Regions from separate parts of the Homo sapiens genome. Here region 2 is linked to region 1. A link is a loop called in an ENCODE intact Hi-C map of the cell type or tissue named here. Cell type or tissue: GM12878. All regions are shown on one strand. Each heading gives the region's core, and the rest is flanking DNA. Links, peaks and the distances in the headings are about the cores only. Region 1 has its middle 79 kb from the start of MIR4444-2. Region 2 has its middle 78 kb from the start of MIR1324.

Region 1 (12,463 bases), core at 2,680-10,679:
AGACTTGAAACCAACCTAAATGCCCATCAATGATAGACTGGATAAAGAAAACATGGCACATATACACCATGGAATACTATACAGCCATAGAAAAAGATTAGTTCATATCCTTTGCTGGGACATGGAAAAAGCTGGAAACCATCATTCTCAGCGAAGTAACACAGGAACAGAAAACCAAACACCACTTGTTCTCACTCATAAGTGGGAGTTGAACAATGAGAACACATGGACACAGGGAGGGGAACATCACACACCAGAGCCTGTCAGGGGTTGGTGGGGCTGGGGGAGGGATAGCATTAGATGACTGGTTGATGGGTGCAACAAGCCACCATGGCACGTGTATACCTATGTAACAAACCTGCACGTTCTGCACGTGTATCTCAGAACTTAAAGTATAATAAAAAAAAAAAGAAAACTACTATATTGACAATAAAATAAGGTCTCAATGTCTATCTATCCAGAAAAAAATACTGCTATAGATGGAAAATATACATGGGGGAGGAGGGAGTATGTTTGTGTATAAAATATGATTTTAGATTCATAAATACTAATCAGAAATATATAGACAAATATATATGTATATTTCTGATTAGTATCATGTTTCTGTATATATTTTTTCTCCTGATTATTAGTTAACGAAACTAAAATCATAATTGTTTCATGCTGAAAGGTTGATATTGTACGGTACCCAAGGGAAATACAAGACTCAATCAGTATAACATATAAGCAATAATGTAAAATTGAAATAGATAAGAGGTAAATTTGACAGAAAGAAAAAGCTGTGTTTCTGTCATCTTCTGATACTGACATGAAGGTACAGGTTTGAAAGTGGCATTTTTAATACAACTATCCAAAGTTCTTTCCCTCCCCTGCCCCCTGTAGAAACAGGGTCTCCCTATGTTGCCTAGGCTGATCTCAAACTCCTGGGCTCAAGCGATCCTCCTGCCTCAACCTCCCAAAGTGCTGGAATACAGGCATGAGCCACCACACCCAGCCTATCCAAGGTTCTTGATAACATGAGACTGAGGAGGGAAGCAGATGGCAGTAAAGGATGAACACCATCTCATGAAACATGAAACAGGCTGATCTGGAGCTTTTTCAGAGAAATTAAAGAGACAGGTTAAAGCCATGTATCTCTAGCATTTGGTTCATATTTTCCCACTATTTTCTCCAGATGAATTCTCTCCACACCTATAAAGCCATCCCATCTTGTCCTGCCCCCTCAACACATACACACATGCACATGTACACAAACGCAAACACACACACCACACACACCTGCTCCATTCCAGGCACAAGATTCTACTCTTCATTCTCTCATTTATCCAGCAATCCCTGCCCTGTCCTCATCTCTAGGCTTCTGCTCAAAGGCACAGACCCTGTTGGGTACCTACCCCAAATCCATTCTGCCCCACCTTGCTACTAACAGAACTACAATAATATTCAGGAGGGCAATATGTCCAGCTATGATGCTCACCTGCCCAGACTCCTTTGCAGCTAGGGTGGCCATGTAACCTGTTTCTTATCATGAGATATAACTGAATAAAAAGTCTGCTAAGGATTTGGGGAAAATTTTTGCCCTCCTCATACAGGCTCCACCTTCTCCCCACCCTTCCTTCCTTTCTTTCCTTCTTCCTTTTCTTTGCTACTTTTTTTTCTTTCTCCTTTTTCCTGCCTTGTGCACAACATGAGGCTTGAGGTGGAGCAACCATCTTGGGAACACAGATCAATAAAGCCACAAGCTAAGGATGGTGGAGCAGAAAGAGAAAAGAAGCCTGGAGAATTGACGGCTCCTTGAAGTTCTGCATTAGCCTTGGGCTTCTTGTATGTACATCTCTGTTTAGCTAAGTCCCTGTAGTCAGGTTTCTGTAGCAAGTGGCCTAATGCAACTAATTCCCAGGCCCTTACTCTCCCTTCTACCTGGAAAGAAATTCTCCCCACCCCATAGCCAACTTTTGAAGTCCTGTACTTCCTTCAAAGCCCACCTTAAATCCTATCTCCTTCAAGTGGACGTTCCACAATGCCTCAAAATCAATCTCCCTCTCTCCCGTAGTCATATAGGGCACAATTAAAATCATTAAAATAGTATACCCTTCTGCTTCATATCATAAATATTCATGTCTGTTTATTCATACATCCTCTCCCTAGACTGAGAGCTGCTAAGGGCAAGTATCCTTTTTCACCCATTTTGAATGCCCTGCAGCACCCAGCACAGTGTCCATAGTAGTCACTCAGTAAAGGATTGTTGAATTTCTTTGATTGTACAAATGCTCCTTCCTTCCCAAGTGTATGCTATGGATCATGTTAAAGCAGCCGGCTTCTATGTAGATGGGATGGGAAAGTTAATAATTAGAAAAATAACTTTAGAAATCCTAGTCATGTTTGACCATGTTTTGACAGTTCGAAACTGTGTGGCCCTGTTGCTAATTGCCCAGATATACACACTTAGGTCAAAAGAAGGGACAGAAATGAGAAGGTATAGAAAGTCTAAAACTGGTCTATATATCATCAAATTAGTATGCTGGTTTCATCAAACTCAACTTCAAACCAGTATCTATTAGAGACCGATTTGTATCCAAAGTAGTTAATATAATTTATTGCATTGCAATTCCAGTTACACTTCTACTACTTATTTAATGCATTTCTTTTGGTTGACAAAAATTTATTGGCCATCTATTATGTGCCAAGTCCAGGTGACCAGCCATCCCTGGTTATCTGTGACTGAGCAGTTTCCTGAGACACAGGAATTTTCAGTGCTGAAGCTAGGAGAGCTCCAGGTGAACCAGGATGGTTGGACATCCAAGAAGCTCCGAGCTTGATGCTTGATATAAAGCAGTAGAAAAGATAGATGTTGTCCCTGCCTATGTGGAGCTCTACAATGTAGTTGGTTTTTATTTGGGGTTCCTAGCAATTAAAAGTCAGTTTACATCCTGTAACTATATCTTCAAATCACACGTTAGAGTTTATTAAACAGCAATCAAGGCCATCCAACACTTCCAGGTGCTAACATCATAAATCTACATAGTACAATTGGCTGTGAGTGTGGAGGGAAGAAGGACTTTGGAACAGGAGGATAAGCTGAAGTTCAGTTCATTAATGTGGTCACTGTTCTACCGGCTGTGAATTCCAACCAACTTTAATCACAGCCGGAGCCAGTTATCTGTTGTTTTTGGATCAGCAGGCATGCTCCATCTTCAGGTTCTCAGCCCTCTTTGTGATACCAATTTTGACCTGTTGGTGGGACTGTGCCTTCTTTGGAAAGGACCAGGAAATGTCAACTTTTCCTGGGGGAATGTGGAGGTAATCTGATGGTGGCATCTGCTGATATGGCCACCACAGCTGTCTGGAGATTACTTTTTCTTCATCATTCTTCCATATTCATTCTTCCTATAGCTGGGTGCCAGGCCCTCCCATTTTTGGCATATGGATGACCTATTTCCCCTTTTAGAATGCCAGTCCTCCCAGATAGATAATACATACTTCTGAGCTTAACAGTCTGAAGATCCTATCCTTCCATAGGAGCCACCTACTCAACAAAGACTGAAGGTCCTGGTTCCTCATGGAGTACTTCTCACTCTATGGCAGACTTTTCTCTCTAATCTCCAGCCTTCACCTCTGCTAGGCTTTCATAACAACCACCATTGATTTTCTACTATTGGCTGGGTATTTTTATATCCATTATTTTATTTAAAGTGGACAACAACTCAAAGTAGATATTGTTATCCCCACTACCAGATGAATAAACTACAGGGCAAAGAAGCTAGGGAACTTTCCATGGGTCACACATTATAAATGGACAGAGTAGAAATTGAATCTCACTCTATCAGACTCTTTTCTGAGAGTTGACTTGATGACCTGGAAGGGAACAGACCTTGTGTGCTTGAAAGAGCTTGTATATCTTGGATGCTTGAAAGTAAGTGTGAAGAAGATTTCAAGGGAGAAGGAATTTTGTGTCTGTTGACTTCTAAATTTTGCTTAGTGAGGGGGTGGGTGTGCCAGGGAACACTGCAAATCAGGGAGAAAGGCCTGACAAAAACCCTAGTTTACTGCCTTGCACTAGATCAAATGTTAGTTCATACCTAAATGTGAGTTTGTGCTTTGAAGCAATAAGAAATTAATTTTAAAATGGTCTCAGGAGGTTTTTAAAGGGCAAATTTTCAACAAATAAAACTAACATGCTTAATTTCATTTCCTTGGAATTTTCATGGCAAAGATGCTTTCAGTGATCTGGAGCCACCCTTTAAAAAGATACAGACCAATGAAGTTGGAGAGTCTTATCTTTTGCATTGAGGCAACCTCAACATTTAGGCGCACCACTGAAGGTCTCAGAGCCTGACCTCATCACTACCCACCATTAGCACGTGGTCAGGAGAGTCCAGGGATCCCAGTATGAGCATTTACAAATGAGGAAAACGACACCTATAGCAATATATCACCAATGTCTTGCAAACAGCCTCATTTATAATAGGTACTCAATAATTTTATTGAATAAGGGAATAAAGGAACAAATAAATGAAACAAGTGATTTTCCAGAAGGTCACACAAACGGACAAAAATCCAATGTTCTAAACCTTCACTTCATTTCTTAATCTAGTTGTATCATCCTCTGGGTGAGCCTAGCCCACTTTAAAATGGATATTCGGATGTCAGAATGAATAGAGCAGTGTGCCTGACTTAAGTAATATCAAAATTGTAGAGATGTGGAAAAGACGGAGTTGATGAAGCTCCTGTTATCCAGAGACCATGACCATTCCAGGTGGTTGGTTTCGTTTCTAATGCACATCTGCTCCACTTCACCAATTGCTTTGAGCAATATGCGGTTCTCATGACAAAGTCAACAATTCTTTATCATCTGCGTGGTCAGTCACCCTTTCATTGTCCCTCCCTTGTAATTGTTTAATCTGGCGTCCCCTGCCGCATTTCTTGGCTGCCTACTCTCCCTGCTCCTATCAGTCAGGTTGTACTCAGGGAATGCAAATGCACAGAATAAGTCCAGAGTCAATTAGAACTAATTAGGTGTTTTATCTGCTGGTTTGGATTATCCGTGCCCTCTATGGATACATGGCATAGGCTGGTTGAACAACCATCCCTGGATTGGGGAGCATTCTAAGATTCACACACAACTTCCTATTGTCTGTGCTAATGGAGGTAAAGGCTGGCATGAATGTACAACAGAGACATTTAAAAACCAAGGTATAGTTTATGCCCATTTTCACCGTAGATTTTAGTGAGTGTTTACAACTTTATATACCTGTGTGACCATCACCACAATCAAGGCATAGCATACTTTCAACATCACAAAAAGTTTTCTTGTGCCATCTCAGCCGATCTGCCCCTACCTTGGCCCCAAGCAACCAGCAGTCTGCTTTCTGTCACTGTAGATTAGATTTGTCTTTTCTAGGGTTTTAGTTTCTCCAATTTCCTTCCCAGTGATGTCTGGTTCAGGATGATATTAAAATGTGTTCATGTTCCCTACATCCACACTGATTGGTCAGGGTAGGCAGAACTGGGATGTGGAAGAAACATGAGAGGCAAGACATGGAGGCTGATGAGCATAATTATTGGCAATGAGAAGAATGTTGGCTCTCCCCAGTATTTGTAGAATATGACAAAGCGTGTGTGCCCATGTTGTGCCCTGAACCTATTTTCAAGTGTGTTCAATACAGAGTCTTCTAAATTTAACTGCCTAGGAATTGTGTATTTTGCTTTGAATGGACACTTGGAAACTCCAGACTCTAGCCAGCCCCTCTCAGCCACGGAGTCATTGCTCCCCCTGGTGTAAACACAGAGACTAGTCACCCTGTGTCATAAGGCATTCCCACCCACCGCAGCCCTCCCTGGACCACGAGGAGCCAAAGGCAGGCAAGAAAGCTTCTGGCTCTCTCTGGCTGTTGTTAGGTTCATGGGTCAGATGCTGAGTTTGTGAACACAGAGGAACACTAAGAGATCAACTGCTTGAGAGAGGACAGAAACAGAGAGAAGGGAAACCCCAGAGACAGAACTAGCTAGACATGCAAGATAGAGAGGTGAGGGGGCAGAGGCACAGCCCAGAAAACAAAGCAAGAAGCGATAGAGGGATGGTTTTTTTCTCCATTTATGAGACATCCTAAAAATTTACTCCTCTGCCCAAAATAGATTTAGATCCACGATATGAGAAACCTTGAGAAGTGAATTTTAACATGGAAATGCTGATAAATCTTTTAAACAACTTATACACCTCCAGGTGTTGTTGGACCTGCTTAATCCCTTTAAACCTCCAGTAACTCCATCCATGGTGTTTAAAGTCTCATAAATCTGCACTAGCTTAAAATAGGGATATATAAATCACATTTAGGGTCTTGGGAGTAGGGACAGGAGATAGGCATCCCAATGCCATTTAAAACCACAGCACAGACTTTTCATCAATTTTTTCCAAGAAAAGTTAAAATGAAAAACATTCAGGTTTCTGGGTTGTGGTTTCATAAGTTCTCAATTTGTTCTTTTTCCTTTTTTTCAGGGGGGTGGGCAGGGGTCCAAAGGAGCATTGACTAGCTAGTCAATTGGAAAGAAAAAAATTGCAAAGACCCATCTCACTTAGTCCTTTTACACAAAATAAAACCAAAAAGAAAAAATAATAATGAAATACTACCAGAAGTCATTAGAAAACAGCAATGTTTCTAGTAAAGCACCAACAAAAATGATGTCTGGTTTTTGTTAAATTGTTAATTTATGCAAAAAAATAAAAGTTATAGATACTATCCTAATAATAATAGCTACTTTTACTTTCTCATTCCTACCACATGCCCAGTACCTACCACTGAGCTGAGGACACACACAACCACCTCCTTCTCATCCCCCTGCTGCAAAGGCTGTCAGACTTTTTCTGGCTCCTCATTCGCAATATTTCTCATTACAAACATTGATTCTCAACAGCTGTTTGAGAAGGTTTTGGAGAAGCCACACTCTGCTAGAAAATCCAGGGGGTACATGAGAGATCCAGCAGGGGAGGCTTTTCTGTGTGAAGAGCTTTGGGTACATTATCTAATTTTATCCTCACAGCAGCCCCATGAGAAATATTATTATTATTTCTGTTTTACAGATGAGGAAGCTAAGGTTCGGATTGTTTAAGTAATTTACCCCAAGTAGCATGGCTGGTAAGTGATGGAGCAAAAATTCCAACCCCGAGTCTGCTTTAGAAGACCTGATCTTATCCAGGATGCCATCAACCTTCTGTGGGCAATAGACCCAGACCACAGATCATTTGGAAGAATCTCACATATCACACTCTAAGAATTGATATGTTTTCTGCTTCCTCTTTTCTGGCCTGTCCCAGTGACCTTTCAAACCCCAAAGTCTTGGAAAAATCTACTGTGTTAACTGAGTCTTTACTGAAACTTCAGTCCATGTAGAGAAAATAAGAGTCTCCAGCTTGTGTCGCTTGCTTCAAGTTCCAGTTGGCCTGCGGGGATGTACCACCAAGTGATCCTGGGAAAACATTGGAACTTTAGTTTCCTTACCTACTAAATAGGGACCTATAAGACCTATCTTTGGGGTTGTTGTGAGGGTTAACATGTGGGAAGACCATCTGGAGCCTGCAAAGTCCAGGCAATTGCTGGGTCATGTGATGAGTATGGTACCCAAGTATGGTGCCTGAAGTATAATAAAGAGGAAAAGCCTCCCTAAGGTCTGTCTTCACAGAGCAGATATTACAGAGCACTTTATCCCCAAATAGTTCAGAAGGTGTCTCCTAAGAATAAGGACATTATCCTGTTTTTATATAATGTATATAACCGCAATACTTTTATTACACCTAAGAAAAGTAATAATAATTCCAGAATATCAGATATCCCTAGTTGTTTCAAGAATGCCTTTTATAGCTGTTTTCATTGTGCCAAAATACACATAACATAAAATGTACCATTTTAACCATTTTTAAATGTACACTTCAGTGGCATTAAGTACAGTCACATTGTTGTGTAATCATCACCACCATCTACCTCCAGAACTTTTTTATCTACCCCATGAAACTGCATCCAGTAAAACACTAACTCCTCAGCCCCTGGCAATGACCATTTTACTTTCTGTCTCTATACATTTGACAATTCTGGTACTTCATGTAAATAGAATCACACAGTATTTGTGCTATTGTGACTGACTTATTTCACTTAGCACAATGTCTTCTAGGTTTATCCATGTTGTGGCACGTGTTAGAATTTCCTGCCTTTTTAAAGCTGAATGATATCCCACTATGTGTATATGCCACATTTTGTTTATCCATTCATACATTGATGAACACTTTTATTGCTTCTACTTTTTGGCTGTTGTAAATAATGCTGCTATGAACAGGGGGGTACAAATATCTGTTTGAGTCCTTGATTCTACTTCTTTTGGATGTATATGCAGAAGTGGGATTGCTGGATCATATAGTAATTCTGTGGTTAATTTTTTGAGGAATGGCCATCCCATTTTTCAGAGCAGCTATACTTTTTACACACCCACCAGCAATGCACAAGGGTTCCCATTTCTCCACATCCTTACCAATACTTGTTATTTTTTGTTGCCTTTATTTTATTTTATCTTATTTTATTTTAGGGATGGGGTCTTGCTGTTTTGCACATATTGGAGTGCAGTGGCTATTCACACTTAGTGCACTGCAGCCTCTAACTCCTGGTCTCAAGAAATTCTCCCACCTCAGCCTCTTGAGTAGCTGGGACTACAGCATCATTGTGCCTGGCACTTTCTTTTTTTTTTTTTTTTTTTATACTAGCCAACTTAATGTGTTTGATCTCATTGTGGTTTCAACTTGCATTTCCCTCCTAATTAGTCTTTTCATGTGTTTATTGACCAGTTGTACATCTTCTTTGGAGAAATGTCTATTCAACTCCTTTCCCCATTTTTCAATCTGTTAATTATTTTGTAGTTATTGAGTTGTAAGGATTCTTCATATATTATGAATATCAATTTGCAAATATTTTCTCGCCCTCAGTGGTTTGCCTTTTCTCTGTGTTGACTGTGTCCTTTGATGCACAGAAGTATTTAATCTTTATGTAGTACAATTTATCTATTTTTTCTTTTTGTGCTTTTGGTGGCAACCAGAAAATTTGAAATTACATGTAGCTGTAGCTGACATTGTATTGCTATTGGATACTTCTGGCCTAGAAGCTTGATTAGATTTAGGTTAATTCATTTTGGCAAGAATACTTCATAGTTCGGACACAGTGGCTCACACCTATAATCCCAGCACTTTCAGGCAGAACTCCCACAGGAGTTCAAGACCAGCCTGTGCAACATGGTGAAACAACATCTCTACAAAGAATATATATAAAATCAGCCAGGTATGGTGGCACACATCTGTAGTCCCAGCTACCAGGGAGGCTGAGGTGGGAGGATCACTTGAGACTGGGAGGTCAAAGCTGCAGTGAGCTTTGCACCTCTGCCCTCTAAACTGGGTGACAGAGCAAAACCCTATCTCAAAAAAAAAAAAAAAGAATGCTTCATAGTTGACGTTGTGTACTTCATAATATATTACAGCAAGAGGTATACAATATCTAGTTGTCCTACTGTCATTGATGCTAAATTTGATCATGTGGTTAACTGCCAGGTATCTGGATTGTAAAGTATATTTTCTCTTTTGCAATTTCTTTCTTATTTATTTATTTATTTATTTATTGATCATTCTTGGGTGTTTCTCGCAGAGGGGGATTTGGCAGGGTCATAGGACAATAGTGGAGGGAAGGTCAGCAGATAAACAAGTGAACAAAGGTCTCTGGTTTTCCTAGGCAGAGGACCCTGCGGCCTTCCGCAGTGTTTGTGTCCCTGGGTACTTAAGATTAGGGAGTGGTGATGACTCTTAACGAGCATGCTGCCTTCAAGCATCTGTTAAACAAAGCACATCTTGCACCGCCCTTAATCCATTTAACCCTGAGTGGACACAGCACATGTTTCAGAGAGCACAGGGTTGGGGGTAAGGTCACAGATCAACAGGATCCCAAGGCAGAATAATTTTTCTTAGTACAGAACAAAACGAAAAGTCTCCCATGTCTACTTCTTTCTACACAGACACGGCAACCATCCGATTTCTCAATCTTTTCCATACCTTTCCCCCCTCTCTATTCCACAAAACCGCCATTGTCATCATGGCCCGTTCTCAATGAGCTGTTGGGTACACCTCCCAGACGGGGTGGTGGCCGGGCAGAGGGGCTCCTCACTTCCCAGTAGGGGCGGCCGGGCAGAGGCGCCCCTCACCTCCCGGATGGGGCAGCTGGCCGGGCGGGGGGCTGACCCCCCCACCTCCCTCCCGGACGGGGCGGCTGGCCGGGCGGGGGGCTGACCCCCCCACCTCCCTCCCGGACGGGGCGGCTGGCCGGGCAGAGGGGCTCCTCACTTCCCAGTAGGGACGGCCGGGCAGAGGCGCCCCTCACCTCCCGGACGGGGTGGCTGGCCGGGCGGGGGGCTGACCCCCCCCACCTCCCTCCCGGACGGGGCGGCTGGCCGGGCGGGGGGCTGACCCCCACCTCCCTCCCGGACGGGGTGGCTGCCGGGCGGAGACGCTCCTCACTTCCCAGACGGGGTGGCTGCTGGACGGAGGGGCTCCGCACTTCTCAGACGGGGCGGCTGCCGGGCGGAGGGGCTCCTCACTTCTCAGACAGGGCGGCCGGGCAGAGACGCTCCTCACCTCCCAGACCGGGTCGCGGCCGGGTAGAGGCGCTCCTCATATCCCAGACGGGGCAGCGGGGCAGAGGCGCTCCCCACATCTCAGACAATGGGCGGCCGGGCAGAGACGGTCCTCACTTCCTAGATGGGATGGCGGCGGGGAAGAGGCGCTCCTCACTTCCTAGATGGGATGGCGGCGGGGAAGAGGCGCTCCTCACTTCCTACATGGGATGGCGGTCGGGCAGAGACGCTCCTCACTTTCCAGACTGGGCAGCCAGGCAGAGGGGCTCCTCACATCCCAGACGATGGGCAGCCAGGCAGAGATGTTCCTCACTTCCCAGACGGGGTGGCGGCCGGGCAGAGACTGCAATCTCGGCTTTTTGGGAGGCCAAGGCAGGTGGCTGGGAGGTGGTTGTAGCGAGCCGAGATCATGCCACTGCACTCCAGCCTGGGCACCATTGAGCACTGAGTGAACGAGGCTCCGTCTGCAATCCCGGCACCTCGGGAGGCCGAGGCTGGCGGATCACTCACGGTTAGGAGCTGGAGACCAGCCCGGCCAACACAGCGAAACCCCATCTCCACCAAAAAAATACGAAAACCAGTCAGGCGTGGCGGCGCGCGCCTGCAATCGCAGGCACTCGGCAGGCTGAGGCAGGAGAATCAGGCAGGGGGGTTGCAGTGAGCCGAGATGGCAGCAGTACAGTCCAGCTTTGGCTAGGCATCAGAGGGAGACCGTGGAAAGAGAGGGAGACGGAGACAGAGAGGGAGAGGGAGAGGGAGAGGGAGAGGGAGAGGGAGAGGGAGCCTCTTTTGCAATTTCTAAACACTTTGTGAGATGATACTTTGGTACCAGAATACCATTTCAGATATTATCAAACCTTGACACTGGTTAGCCCTCTTAGAGAAATGTACAGAGCAAAATTAAGGAAAAGAATCAATGAGTCAGATCCTAAATGCATGACCCTCCAGGAAGGCAGTTCAGATAACTCCCTGCCTTTGTACCCTGGCTTTTTGGTGACTGCAACAGCCAGAGAACATGTCTTGCCTACCCCTTCTGCCTGTCCTTCTACTTAGTGGCTGTTATGTAATCTGTAGCACTCTCTTGGGCCAGTCATTTCCATTGTAACTATAACTACAGCTTGCCCAAGCCTCATTTTCTGTCTTGCTACTAGCAATAACCCAGGCTTGTGCTATAGCCTCTGCTTCCACATTTCTGAGAGATACCAAAGGGAGTCTCTCATGCACTGAAGAACGTGTCTCTTTTTCACCTATTTTTCTTTCTGTGACTACATTTATATCTGTGCTAATTAATATTAATATTAATATCTGTGCTACATTAATACCTGTGTTCTTGGAGCAACCAGAGGGGCAAACTCCCATGGTGCCAAAGTGACCCTAGACTTCCCAGAGTGTTTTCTGGCTAAAACCATGCTGAGTCTACATGAAGTGGGGAAAAGTGTCTTCTTTCTCCCCCTTAGGACACTTTCCCTCCAGGTGCCAGTGCAGCACCTTTGTGCTCTTCTGTCTCACAACATCGGTTATGAAATCACATCCTTCAGTTTCTGCTTGACTTGCTAGAATTTGGCTCATCATAAATATCCAGGACAGACACCTTGTTGCCTCCTGATCCCCCTGTCCTTCCCAGGCATTTCAGCAAGAACACCTTCTCTCTTCTTTTAGCCAAATCAGCTCCTGGCACCCCACCTACTTTTCTTCAGAGGGATATAAATCCAATTTAGGCTAAAAGGATAACTAGTCTTATTCTCTATTACAGTACCTAAGTAGGAGAGAACACTCTCCTACTGGAATTTCCTTCAGTGTGTTTATGTGA
Region 2 (12,463 bases), core at 2,519-10,518, 260 kb before region 1:
TGTTTAAAGTACAGGTCTTTTTCAAAATGGAGTCTCTTATGTCTTTCCTTTCTGCATAGACACAGTGACAGTCTGATCCCTCTTTCTTTTCTCTACATTTCCCCCTTTTCTTTTTGACAACACCGCCATCGTCATCATGGCCCGTTCTCGCTGGTCGCTGTTTCTCCGTAGCTGCTGGATACACCTGTAGACTAACAATAGAGAGGACAGACATACAAGGATTAATGCAAAATTTGCAATAGTGGAATTTCCAATAGTTTTAATCCAAGTGACAGGCTTAAGATTTGTGAGGCTATTAACAACTTTTACCATTGCCTTAGTTTCTGGCACCAGATTTAACTGGGCTTTTGATGTTTTAAAAATTTGTTTTTTCAATCTAGAAATATCTAAGGTAAGATTATCTTCTTTTCCCTGTAGATGGTGTCTAACCATGTCCCAGTGATGTTCAGATTCGTTATAGACTTGAGGTGTAATACAAAAATCTGACATATTCCAGTCACACTGTAACTGAAAAAGATATTCCAAGCTCATGAGCCTATCTCCCATTCAAATAACAGTTTGTCTAAGATCATTAATTTGATTTGTCAATTTTTGATCTATTTGAGTCTGAGAATTCCACACTTTTGAGGAATTCTTTTGCCATTTATTCACATATTCTGCAGTTTGAACAGAGGAGTGTAAAGCAATTCCAGCAGCCACAGCAGTAGCTGTGACTGCAATAAGACCTATAATCACTGCAATCAAAGTAAAAATGAATTTTTTAGATCTGGTTAGAACTCCTTTTAATACTTTTGTTAAGATGTGTACAGATGGAGAAGCTTCCCACGGTCGGTCCATGGACACAGGGATCCACACACCTTTTCTTGCCCTTACTAACAGAATACGATGCTGCCAATCAAAAGTTGAATCAATGCAAGTAAACAATCTACAATTTTCACAGGTTATAGTTTGGGAATCTGGTTTAATAACTATGTTTCCTACAACTAGCATATAAGGGGGTTTTACACAACTTTGCAAAGGAATTGTCAGATTGGAATTTAGGTTAAGAGTATAATATGGCTTATGATTTTTTGTTCCCATAACTTGATTTTCAGACCAAATTCTAGTGTGGTATGAGGCCACAGTAAGCTTCTATAATTCTGGGTGTTCAGGAACAACAACAGGACTAACTAACTTTGGTCGGGGTGATGAAATCCCCATTTCACCCCATTTCCATGGATAGGGTCATTCTAGCCTTCTATAAACTTGGTCTAGTTTTTTAGTTAAATCACTATTATAGGCTGGATTAGGGGGCCAGACAGATAGAGCCTGTGAACACGAGTGGGTCTGGCCCATACAATCATAATATAACTGGCCTCGAGGGGCCCAGTCTATAATAGTTCCAAACTTATTGTTTTGTAGTACCACTGCAGTATCAGCCACACATTCTTCCTAAACTAAGACTTTTGGGTCTTTTGATTCTTTTGGAATTTCCTCGGGGCATGGTTTCCCTTTAGGCCTAAATTTTAATGATCTTTGATAGGAAGAATTTTGTAAATTATTTATTTGTGACCCGAGTGACATTCCACTTATCACATGATAAGTAAATTTACTGGTGCCACTGACAGTAGGTACTTCTACCAACCAATTTTGGATAGTAGGCATTAAGCATCCTGGTGCTTTTCCCAAGCAAATAGGAGGATAATGATACCCAATGGAAATGTTTATCATCATTCCTTCTTCTTCAGGTTGGGCAGGGCCACGGTTATCTGTGGGGCCTGGTACCCATACACTGTTATTAACATATATTTCAATAGGATTATCTATCCAAGTGACTGCCCGAATTAAGGGTGGGAAAGGCACATAGGCCCAGTAAGTATAGTTAGCTCTAGCGGCTCCCACAGACGTAGGGAGACTTACCACTGTTGATACAATCATTAAAGCTGCAAGCAGCATATTCTCTGGAGTTTGTGTTACCCTTGTGTTTTCCAGGCTTTTTTTAGCTAACTGTGTCAGCTTCTTTAGCTGGGCCCAGGTCGGCAGCTCCACCTTTTTGGTGGATGGCAATTTCATCTGTTTTTCTGATATTACCATTTTATTCATCCTGCGAGTCGATGATGTTCGATTGTGGGTTTTTTGTCTCTGCAGAGGCGCCTTCCTTTGTATCTCTGATGGGTTCATTGTAGAACTTCAAATGTCTAGTGGGTACCCAAACAGGAAGCTGATTTTCTCCTGGTGAAACACAAGTAAAACCTCTCCCCCATGTTATCACTCTACCTATTTCCCATGTTTTATTTTTGTTATTTTCCCACCAAATCAGTTTTTCCTCATGTGGGCTGTTCTTTTTACCGGTAAAATGTTATTCTGCAGGAGTAGTGGTTTGATTTCTATATATATTTAAAAAATTTAAAGTACAGAGTGCTATATTAAGTTGCATCTGAGGAGTGTTATACTGTTTACTGTCTTTTTCCTTTTTTTGTTTAACCAATTGAGCTTTGAGTGTTCTATTAGTTCTTTCAACTATGGCCTGTCCTTGGGAATTATAAGGGATTCCTGTTGTATGTGCAATTTTCCATGGATTTAAAAATTTTTGAAATGCTTTACTACAATATCCTGGCCCATTATCTGTTTTAATTTTTTTTGGAACTCCCATGACTGCAAAACAAGATAATAAATGTCTTTTAACATGGGAAGTACTTTCTCCTGTCTGACAGGTTGCCCATATGAAATGTGAATAAGTATCAATGTTACATGGACAAATGACAATTTTCCAAATGAAGGTACATGTGTAACATCCATTTGCCATAGTGCATCAGGACATAAACCTCTGGGATTAACTCCTGCCTCTTGAGTGGGCAGGTGTAAGACTTGACACTGAGCACAATGTTGTACAATATTTTTTGCTTGTTTCCATGTGATATCAAATTTGTTTTTTAATCCTGTTACATTTACATGAGTCAGGATATGAAGTTCTTGTGCTTCCATGAAGGCAGATGATACTAGCAAATCAGCTTGTTCATTTGCCTTAGTTAAAGGCCCTGGTAAATTAGTATGTGCTCGAATGTGACTAATATAAAATGAGAACTTTCTTTTTTCACAGTTTGTTGTAACAATTTAAACAGCTGATTTAACTGATCATCCATACTATATTTGATTAGAGCTGTCTCAATATCCTTGGTAGCCTGTACTACATATGTAGAATCCGAAACAATGTTAATAGGCTGATTAAAATCTTGTAACACTGAAATGACAGCAACCAATTCTGCTCTTTGAGCTAAGTGATATTGAGTTTCAATGACTCGTTCTTTTGGTCCAGTGTAAGCCTCTTTTCCATTGCTGGAACCATCAGTAAACACTGTCAGAAGATTTTCTAAAGGTTTATGTCTGGTAATTTTAGGTAAAATCCAAGTAGTCAATTTTAAAAACTGGAAGATTTTTGCTTTTGTGTAATGATTATCAGTAATTTCCACAAAATCAGCAAGACCAATCTGCCATGCACCAGAATTGATAAAGGCTTGTCTAACCTGTTCCTTATTTAAAGGAACAATGATTTTATCTGGGTCACTTCCACACAATTTTACTATTCGTAATCTTGCCTGATTACGAATTCGTAAACTTGCCTGATTACGAATTCGTAATCTTGCCTGATCAAATGTAGCCATTTGATCTAAGTACAATGTAAAAGTCTTAATTGTACTGTGAGGAAGGAATGACCACTCTACAAGATCTGTATCTTGAACAATAATGCCTGTTGGAGAATGTGCAGTAACAAAAATTAAAAGTTGGAGTGGGGCTGAGTGATCTATTCTATTTACTTGTGCTGACTGATTTTTTTTCTTCAACTAATTTAATTTTTTTATTTGCCTCTGGGGTTAATATTCTTTTACTATTCAAGTCTGGATCCCCTCTCAAGATAGAGAACAAGTTTGACATGGCATAAGTAGGGATGCCTAAAGTTGGCCGAATCCAATTAATATCTCCTATCAATTTTTGAAAGCCATTTAATGTTCTTAATGTGTCTTTTCTTATTTCTACTTTTTGTGGTTTAATGTTTCTTTCCTCTACTTGCATTCTCAAATAATGAAAAGGAGTGGAGGTCTGAATCTTAGTAGATGCTATTGTCAGGCCTGCGTTTGCAACGTCTGCTTGCAGAAATGTGTAACAGTCAATTAATTTGTCTCTTGTTTCTGCAGCACACAAAATATCATCAACACAATGAATGATATAACAGTCTGAAAACTTGTCTCTAACTGGTTGAAGAACTTGAGCTACAAAAGTCTGACAAATAGTTGGACTATTAACCATTCCCTGAGGCAACACCTTCCACTGAAATCTGGTGGCTGGTTCTTTATTATTTATAGCTGGTATAGTAAAATCAAATTTTTCAAAATCCTGTTTTGCCAGAGGAGTGGTAAAAAAGCAATCCTTCAGATCAATTATAATTAAAGGCCAATCTTTGGGAATCATGGCTGGAGAGGGCAGCCCAGGTTGGAGAGGCCCCATGGATTGAATTACTGCATTAACGGCTCTTAAATCAGTTAGCATGTGCCATCTGCATGATTTTTTCTGAATTACAAACACAGGAGAATTCCAAGGCGAAAATGATGGCTCAATATGTCCCTTTTCTAATTGTTCCTTTGCCAATAAGTGTAAAGCCTCCAGCTTTTGTTTTGGTAGTGGCCACTGATTTACCCATACAGGCTTTTCTATTTTCCAAGTTAATGGAATGGGTTTTGGAGGCTCTACAGTGGCCACTCCTGAAAAGGATACTCTAATCCCTTTTTTTCTGTATTTTCTTTAGCCTCAATTGGAACTTTAATGCCTTCTCCATTTTTCCCTAGTCCTTTGCCAGGGAGATATCCCATTTTAGTCATAATTTTTTGACTAGTGGCGCTGTATAGGGAGACTGGAATAGTAATCTCTGAATGCCACTGTTCTAATATGTCTCGGCCCCATAAATTAATTGGAATAGAAGTAATCATAGGCTGAACTGTACTCTCTTGATTATCAGGTCCCAGACAATGTAAAATTTTGGCACTTTGATACACTTCTGAGGCAGTGCCCACACCAACAAGTCCTGCAACGGGCTTTTGTTTAGGCCAATTTTTTGGCCATTGATTTAAGGCAATGATAAAAACATCAGCCCCAGTATCCACTAATCCTTCAAACTGCTTTCCCTGAATAGTAACTGTACACAAGGGTCTATTCTCTGAGAGCTGACTAGCCCAATAAACAGCTTTTCCAGCAGGGTTGGTACTTCCAAACCCTTCTGTTCTTTCTGTTTTGCTATCTCCAATTTTAATATAAGGCAAGAGCAGTAATTGAGCAATTCTCTCACCTGGATTGGCACTCCAGGGAACAGTAGAGCTGATCACTAACTGAATTTCCCCTTTATAATCTGAATCAATTACCCCAGTATGAATTTGGACTCCCTTTAAATTTAGACTTGATCTTCCTAAAATAAGGCCTACCATCCCTTCTGGCAGCGGGCCATATACCCCTGTAGGAATCTTTTGCGGAGGCTCTCCAGGGAGTAAAGAAATAATCTGAGTGAACATAAATCTACTGCAGCACTGCCTGCTGTGGCGGGGGATAACTCTTGTATTGTTGTAATTGGCTGATTTCCTGAAATGGTGGTATTTACTGTGGGGGTTGTTGTCCCTGAAAACCCTGAGGAACAAATGGCTGAATCGGGAATGCCCCACTTTGTTGTGGGGCCTGGGGCTGGCCCCTCTTCCCGTTTCCCGACAATGGTTGTCCATTTTTATCAAATTTAGAACAACATTCCTTAGCCCAACGTTTTCCTTTTCCACATCTTGGACACAGGCCAGGTGCCTCCTTTTTTTTGCTCTGTTTATTTAAGCCTGGACAATTTTTTAGATGACCGATTTGACCACAGTTATAACAGTTTCCCCCCAAATGTTTTAACTTGTCCTCCTAAAGCAACCCCTGTAATTGCTTGAGCCATTAACATTGCTTTATGCATAGCTCTTCCAATCCCATCACAAGCCTTCACATATTCTGTAATTACATCAACTCCTGCTGAAACCTTTTCTTTTAATGGCTTTATAGCCGATTGACATTCTGGATTTGCATTTTGATAAGCCATTATTTCTACAATAACTTTTCGGGCGTTATTATCTGCAATGCATTTTTGAGCTGCATCTTGCAACCTTGCCACAAAGTCTGGATATGGCTCTTTAGAGCCTTGTCTGATTGAACTAAAAGAAGGGCAGGAGGTTCCTGGGTCCTGAATCTTCTCCCAGGCCCTGAGGTAAATAGCCCTTAGTTGTTCAATAGCCTCATTCTGCATTACTGATTGTTGGTTAATAGTGACCCAATTTGGACCTGTTCCTAGCAACTGATCTGCATCTATATAACCAACAGGATTAATAGCCTGATTTTTCCATACCTGTTCTTGTACCCCATCAATCCACCAGGTTTTAAACTGTAGATACTGAGAGGGTGAGAGGGAAGATTTAACCAAAATTTCCCAATCTTAAGGAATAAGTCTATTTCCATGAGCAATGGAATCTAATAATGTTCTCATATAAGGACAGTTGGGTCCATATTGTTTAAATCCTTCCTTTAAATTTTTTAACATTTTCATGGTGAAAGATTCATATCTAGCCTCAGTTCAGACAGATGCTCCTGTTTGACTCCCTTTTCTGGCCGGTATGGGTTGTAAAATTACCGGATACTGCCATGCCTCAAGATCTCCCTGTTTTCTGGCTGTAGCAATGGTCTCATGCAGTGCACCATCTTGTCCACTAGGTGGTGCTGTAGGATCAAACGCCATCGCCGTGGGTTGTTGATATAGTGTCTTGCTATTTAGCACAGGACGCACCACCTGAGATCCATACTGAACCTCTGGAGACGGCCGATACTGAAATTCGGCTGGCGGCTGGTGTTGATAAACTACCGATGGTTGGGTTTTATTTTCTACTGCCTGCTATTGTGGATACTGTGCCTGGATTAGCATTTGAGATTGTGATGTCACAGGTATCTGAACCGCGGGAGAAGGAGATGGTGGCCATCATGGTCTAAACTCTGATGGCCCAAATAATTCTGGACCTCCTTTCCCCAATTTTGATGTTTCAGGATATATTGCTTCCTGTAACTGATTATAGTCAACATTTTGCATTGACTGAGCTATTACAGGCTGTACTGCATTTTTACAATGTGGACTTTCCATTCCTTTCTTAAACTCTGTTCCTGCCTCTTCTTCACAATCTATTACACAGCTTTCAGGGGCATCAAAGACTGAAATGCTATCTTCTTCTATTTGAAATGGTTCTAAAGTTGCTTTAGTAATGGCCCAATCATTCCATACTGTAAGTGGGATGATTTTACCTTCCCGAGTTGCTTGTTTTAGTCCTTTGCCAATTTTTTCCCAATCTTTTAAATCTAAAGTTCCCTGTTCTGGAAACCATGGGCAGAATTGTTCTACTGTTTGAAATAGCGTAACTAAATTTTCTGTAGAAGCTTTAACTCCCCCTCTTCTTAAGAGAATTTTGATGAAGCTGAGATAAGAGGCATATTTACTTTCAGTTTGCCCCATTGTTACCCTGGATTCCTCCGAGCGCACAAGCTTACTGCAAGGCTGACTGTGGACGTACTCGGGAATCTCTTGTCGGCTGTCCTCAATGCTCATGTTCTTATCGTACCTTTACCCTAGAGAAAGGCCCCACATTGGGCGCCAGATGAAGGGGTGGCCTGCCCCTCCACCCCTGTGGGTATTTCTAGTCGGGTAGGATGAGAGACGAAGAAAAGTTTTGTACTAACCTCCCTTGTACTAACCCCCTTTCCCTGGCCTCTTCCAGCTTGTCTTCTTCTCTCCCAGTAGTTTCTTCATGAAGAGGCCATGTGCTAAATTCCATGAGATATTTCACACTCAAAGAAGGCTTCTTTTATACTCTTTTGATAATTTGTCTGGGAATCACTGTCTCAATTTATAAGGGAGTTTGTAATAAATACAGTAAAAGAGAAACACACAAAGTATTTTGAGATATCAGAGAAGGGAGAAACCAATTCTATTAATATTTGGGGTTAGCAGGGAAGGCTTAGTTAAGAGGTGACATTTGAACTAAGCCTTGAAATAAGAGAAGGATTTGGACATGCAGTAATGGGGAGAGAGTAGAAGCAAGACATGATGGTTAATGTTATGTATCAATTTGACTGGGTTGTGGGGTGCCCAGATATTTGGCTACACATTAGTCTGGGTGTGTCTCTGAGGTATTCTGGATGAAGATAACATTTAATTGGTAGACTGAATAAAGCAGATTGTCCTCCCCAATATGGGTGAGCCTCATCCAATCCACTGAAGGCCTGAACAAAACAAAAAGGTGGAGTCACAGAGAATTTGCTCTTTTTTCCTGATTATATTTGAGCTGGGACATCAATCTTTTCCTGACTTTAGATGTGGACTCGAGTTGGAACTATATCATTGGCTGTCCTGGGTCTCCAGCTTGCTGGCTGCAGACTCCAGGACTCCTTAGCCTCCATAACCATGTGAGCCATCCCTTACAACAAATCAATCTGTCTCTATGTGTATAGCTCTACCTCTATCTCTCTGCTCTTTCTCTGGAGAACCTAGAGTAATACACAAGGTTATATTAGAGAAGAGGATGACCCAAGGAAAAGTGTGGAGGCAGAAAAGTGCAAAGAGGTTTTGGGAAGACTGGGGTCCTGATGGGGAGTTTGGATTTCACTGTGTGTAGCATGGAGAATCCTTGAAAATATTCAAGAGGTGAAAATTGTATTCGTGGAAGAACACCAGGAGTATGTGAAAAGAAAAACACTCACTCCATTTTGACTCCACTGAAGGGGGCATCAAAGGGATGCACTGGGGACATGGGTTGGAGGGTCATTGAGGCCATATCTGGAGGATCCTTACTTCTAGGCTGAGTCTGAAGTTATCTTTCTGGGGAGTGGGAGATTACAAATCTTTGAGCTCCACTGAAGAGATGGTTTTGCTAACAATGACAGGGCGATGGTTGTGGTGGTGGTGGTGGTGGGAAAATGGTATCATGAATTCTAACTGGGCTTCTGTTATTCTAGCTGAGAAAGTTTGGTAATGGACTTTCAGTAGAATAATACAGATCTGGGAATCAACTGCATGGAGGAGGTAGTTATAGGTGATGAGATGGCTCAGGGACAAAGTTTGGTAGAAGGAGAAAAGATACTAGGCTGGTACAAAAATAATTGCTATGATTGCCATTACTTTTAATGGCAAAATCCACAATTACTTTTGCACCAACCTAATAGGGTGCAAACTTCGGAGCCATCTGCATCAGAGGGATTGATGAAGATCAACAAAGTTTGGGAACACAGGAAAGGAGCGGGGAGGGTAATGACTTGAGGGCATAGCAGGGATAATCAAGGTTTTTCTTGTTAGCATGTGGAGACTTAAGCATGATTATATATTAAACGCCTGGCACATACATCGTGAAAAATATTTATGAGTGAAATGACAAGTGAAGGTGGTGAGTCATGGGAGTTCCAAGGGAATGGGTGATAAAGGGAGGTCTCAAATGAGACACAAGTGGAGAAGGTAGCTTGGGAAAGGAGAAGGATGTTTCTCCTTATAAGATGGGAAAGGCAGAGGAAGAGGGTCAAGATACAGTGATCTAGGGGTGAGATGGAAGTGAGTTGAGAGAACTCAACTCTGGGCTCTGAAACCCCTAGGGATGGGTTTGGGGGGCTTTGAGATATGGAAGAGGTTAAAAGTCAATTGTTATAGCAAATATGGTTTGGAATTTATTTGTGATGCTTAAAAATATTGCTGAACAGAAGTGAAGTCTATCCTAGAGTTGGATGGTGAGATTATTTAGTGGAACTACAAGATCCATGATGTGATTCTCTCCAGTATCATTCAGCAGCCCTTAGGCAGTTGCGAGGCAAGTCATCAATGGGGTATGGAGATTTTCCAGGTGGGTGTGGTTGAAAGCAGGGAAGAACGAGTTTAGGAGCACATTACAAGAAGAAGGTGACTGTAAGGTCCAGGCTGAGCAGGAAGGTAAAGCAAGAAGGAAACATGAGGTTGTGAAGAGAAGTTTAGAGGGATGAGGAGGCAGGAGAGGTGAACAGTTGCGGGATGTAGCTAGAGTGGCGATGTTAGATCTTGGGGCCAGAGAGCTTTACAGTGATTATGAAGATCAAAGGGCATTAGAATCAAGCTATAAAGAGCCACTGTTTGATGTTGGGATGTGAGGATGCTGCAGGTGGATGTCTGCACATTGATGGTGAGAACATGGTCACCCTGGCCCTGCTGGGTCTTTGCTAAAGAAAGTGTGCTCTGTTCTTGGGGCCATTTTCATCACCTGATTAGAGCAGTGGTCCCCAAATGGTGTTCTTTGGACCATCTGTATAAAATGTTCATAGGTCAAGGATAAAATGGAAAAACAGAGAAAATGTCACAGAAATGTGCCCATTGGTGAAAGACCACCAGCTGTCCTTTTTGGAGGATTGTTCTGTATTCTAAAAATGTATATATTCTATTCTTTTAAAACATTTTTGTATTTGCATTTTTTTCCCTTTTATGAAATGCCATGGGGTAGAAATTTGTAATGTATCCAATTCTCCTGTCTGCATGCATTGCCCTGTGGTGGGGGAGGGGTTGTGGCTAGTTCTGGCCAAGAGGCTGGGGGCAGAGGTGTAGTGTGAGACTTCTAGCCTAGGGCATTTAATTCTTAGTACAAGACTCTCTAGCATTCTTCTCCCTCTGTTCCCTGCTTGGTGATACTCGAGGTAATGCAACCCCCATTAGCCTTAGTCTTAGGGCAAGTTTGATGGAAAACAGAGCACCCCTTACCTCCCTGCAGATGTAACATGACTGAGAAAAACAACTTCTGATGTTTGAAGTTACCAAGATTTAGGAGTTGTTTGTTATTGCAGCAAAACCTCACCTATTCTGACCAATCATGGTGGAATTTGTGTGTGTGTGTGTGTGTGTGTGTGTGTGTGTGTGTGTGTGTGTGTGTGTGAAACTGGTAGTTTAAAAAAGTTCCTTCTTACCAAAAAGAAAAAAAAATTGCAACCTTATGTTGGTTCTCAAATTAAAAAAATATTTTTACTGGTTTATAAAATAGAAAAATCTGAGAATCTGTAGCTTAGAGAACTATAGTGTGGATGTCTATAAAGACCAGGTTATTTTATCAGCTCCTAACACCCCTTAATAGAAGCTTAGCCAAAACTTGGACTATTTCAGTCTTTCCCATTCCACATTCCATGGACTCTTGAAGAGACATTGATGAAACGGTGCAGCCATGAACCACCCTCACTCAATCCTAGTGGCAGAATCCCCCTTTTACTGCAGAATGAGCTTCTTGCTACAGTGATACTTGAACCCCTTAGATATATCCTGTACTAATTATATTAAAACACGACCAATGATTTTGCTTTGTTGTCCCCCAAATTCAACAAATTAATCATGAGAACCCAAAGAATTGGATTTAGTGTAACTGATTCCAAAGTGTCAGTAAGAACATAATTAGGTTATAATTTTCTCCAGTTCAAATAAAAGAAAATTGGCAATAAAATGCTGATCGATATGTGTAGCTCAGGAGGTAGAGCCTGCTTTGAGATGCAGAAGTGTTTGTTTTTTTTAGATCTATATTCTTGAGTAAAGAAAAAATCCATCTCTCTTTCCTAGAGGGGAAGACTTTCAGAGATGGGCTTGGCAACAGCCTGACTATCAGAGGCTGAATTAAACAAATAGGTACCTCCCTGGAGTGAATGGTGCATTTCTCGTGTTTGGGGAACCGTGCTTTTATGGTGGAGTTTGCTTTCTGTCTTGGTCTCCGGATGTGTGTATCTGTGGGTGGATGTCTGCATGTAAATGGCAGTGTATACCTGTGTGGGTGTGTAAAAAATTCCCATGTGAATCTCAGCTTTGTGGGGATCTCCAGGTCTTGAGCCCAGCAGATGCCATTTGAAGAAAAATCACTTGAAAATGAGACAGAAAGAATGGAAACTAAATCCTAGCTCTAAAGACACCAGGCTGATTAAAAAAAAAAAAAAACTCTGGATCTTCTTTGTTTTGGACTCTACCTACCTCCAGATGACATTTCTGTTTCCTATGAGATGATTAGAATGAAAGAGATCCTGAGCACGAAAGAGCAGACAGTGTGTGATTGTGTGTATGTCAGGGTGTCAGCTGTGACACTGCTGACATTTTGGCTCAGCAATTTCTCTGTTCTATGTGTGGGGGTTCCCTGTGCATTTTAGGATGTTGAGCGGCATCCCTGGATCCCTGGACTCACTGGATGCAGTAACACAACTCCCCCCAAGTAGAGACAAACCCCAGCGTCTCCAGATATTGCCTAATGTCCCCATAGGGCAAAATAGCCCCATCTGAGAACTGCTGCTTTCATAAAGTACAATGTCAGGTGAAATAGGTGGAGGCTGTTTGTAGTCAGGGGTTAGTAGAGATGGAAGAGACCCCAGGAATATCCTGGAAGGGGCTGCAATATTTTGTTTCTTG

Evidence for each region. Peaks named below come from ENCODE experiments on the same cell type or tissue, not always from the same donor. Only the 100,000 strongest peaks of a DNase experiment are listed, where the experiment ranks them.
Region 2: it touches region 1 in a loop (4-fold over the local background); 11 of 110 quality-filtered maps call a loop at or near these places.

The regions. Positions count from the first base shown.
Region 1 is chr3:75,287,643-75,300,105 of GRCh38, reverse strand. No RefSeq gene overlaps it. Among named protein-coding and RNA genes, the nearest start is that of MIR4444-2, 79 kb to the right of the region's middle. RefSeq lists an enhancer at 9,561-10,068. In GM12878, for the core only: a CTCF peak has its summit at 5,776 (motif pointing left); no DNase peak of the experiment used is centred there.
Region 2 is chr3:75,546,603-75,559,065 of GRCh38, reverse strand. No RefSeq gene overlaps it. Among named protein-coding and RNA genes, the nearest start is that of MIR1324, 78 kb to the left of the region's middle. In GM12878, for the core only: a CTCF peak has its summit at 6,748 (motif pointing right); no DNase peak of the experiment used is centred there.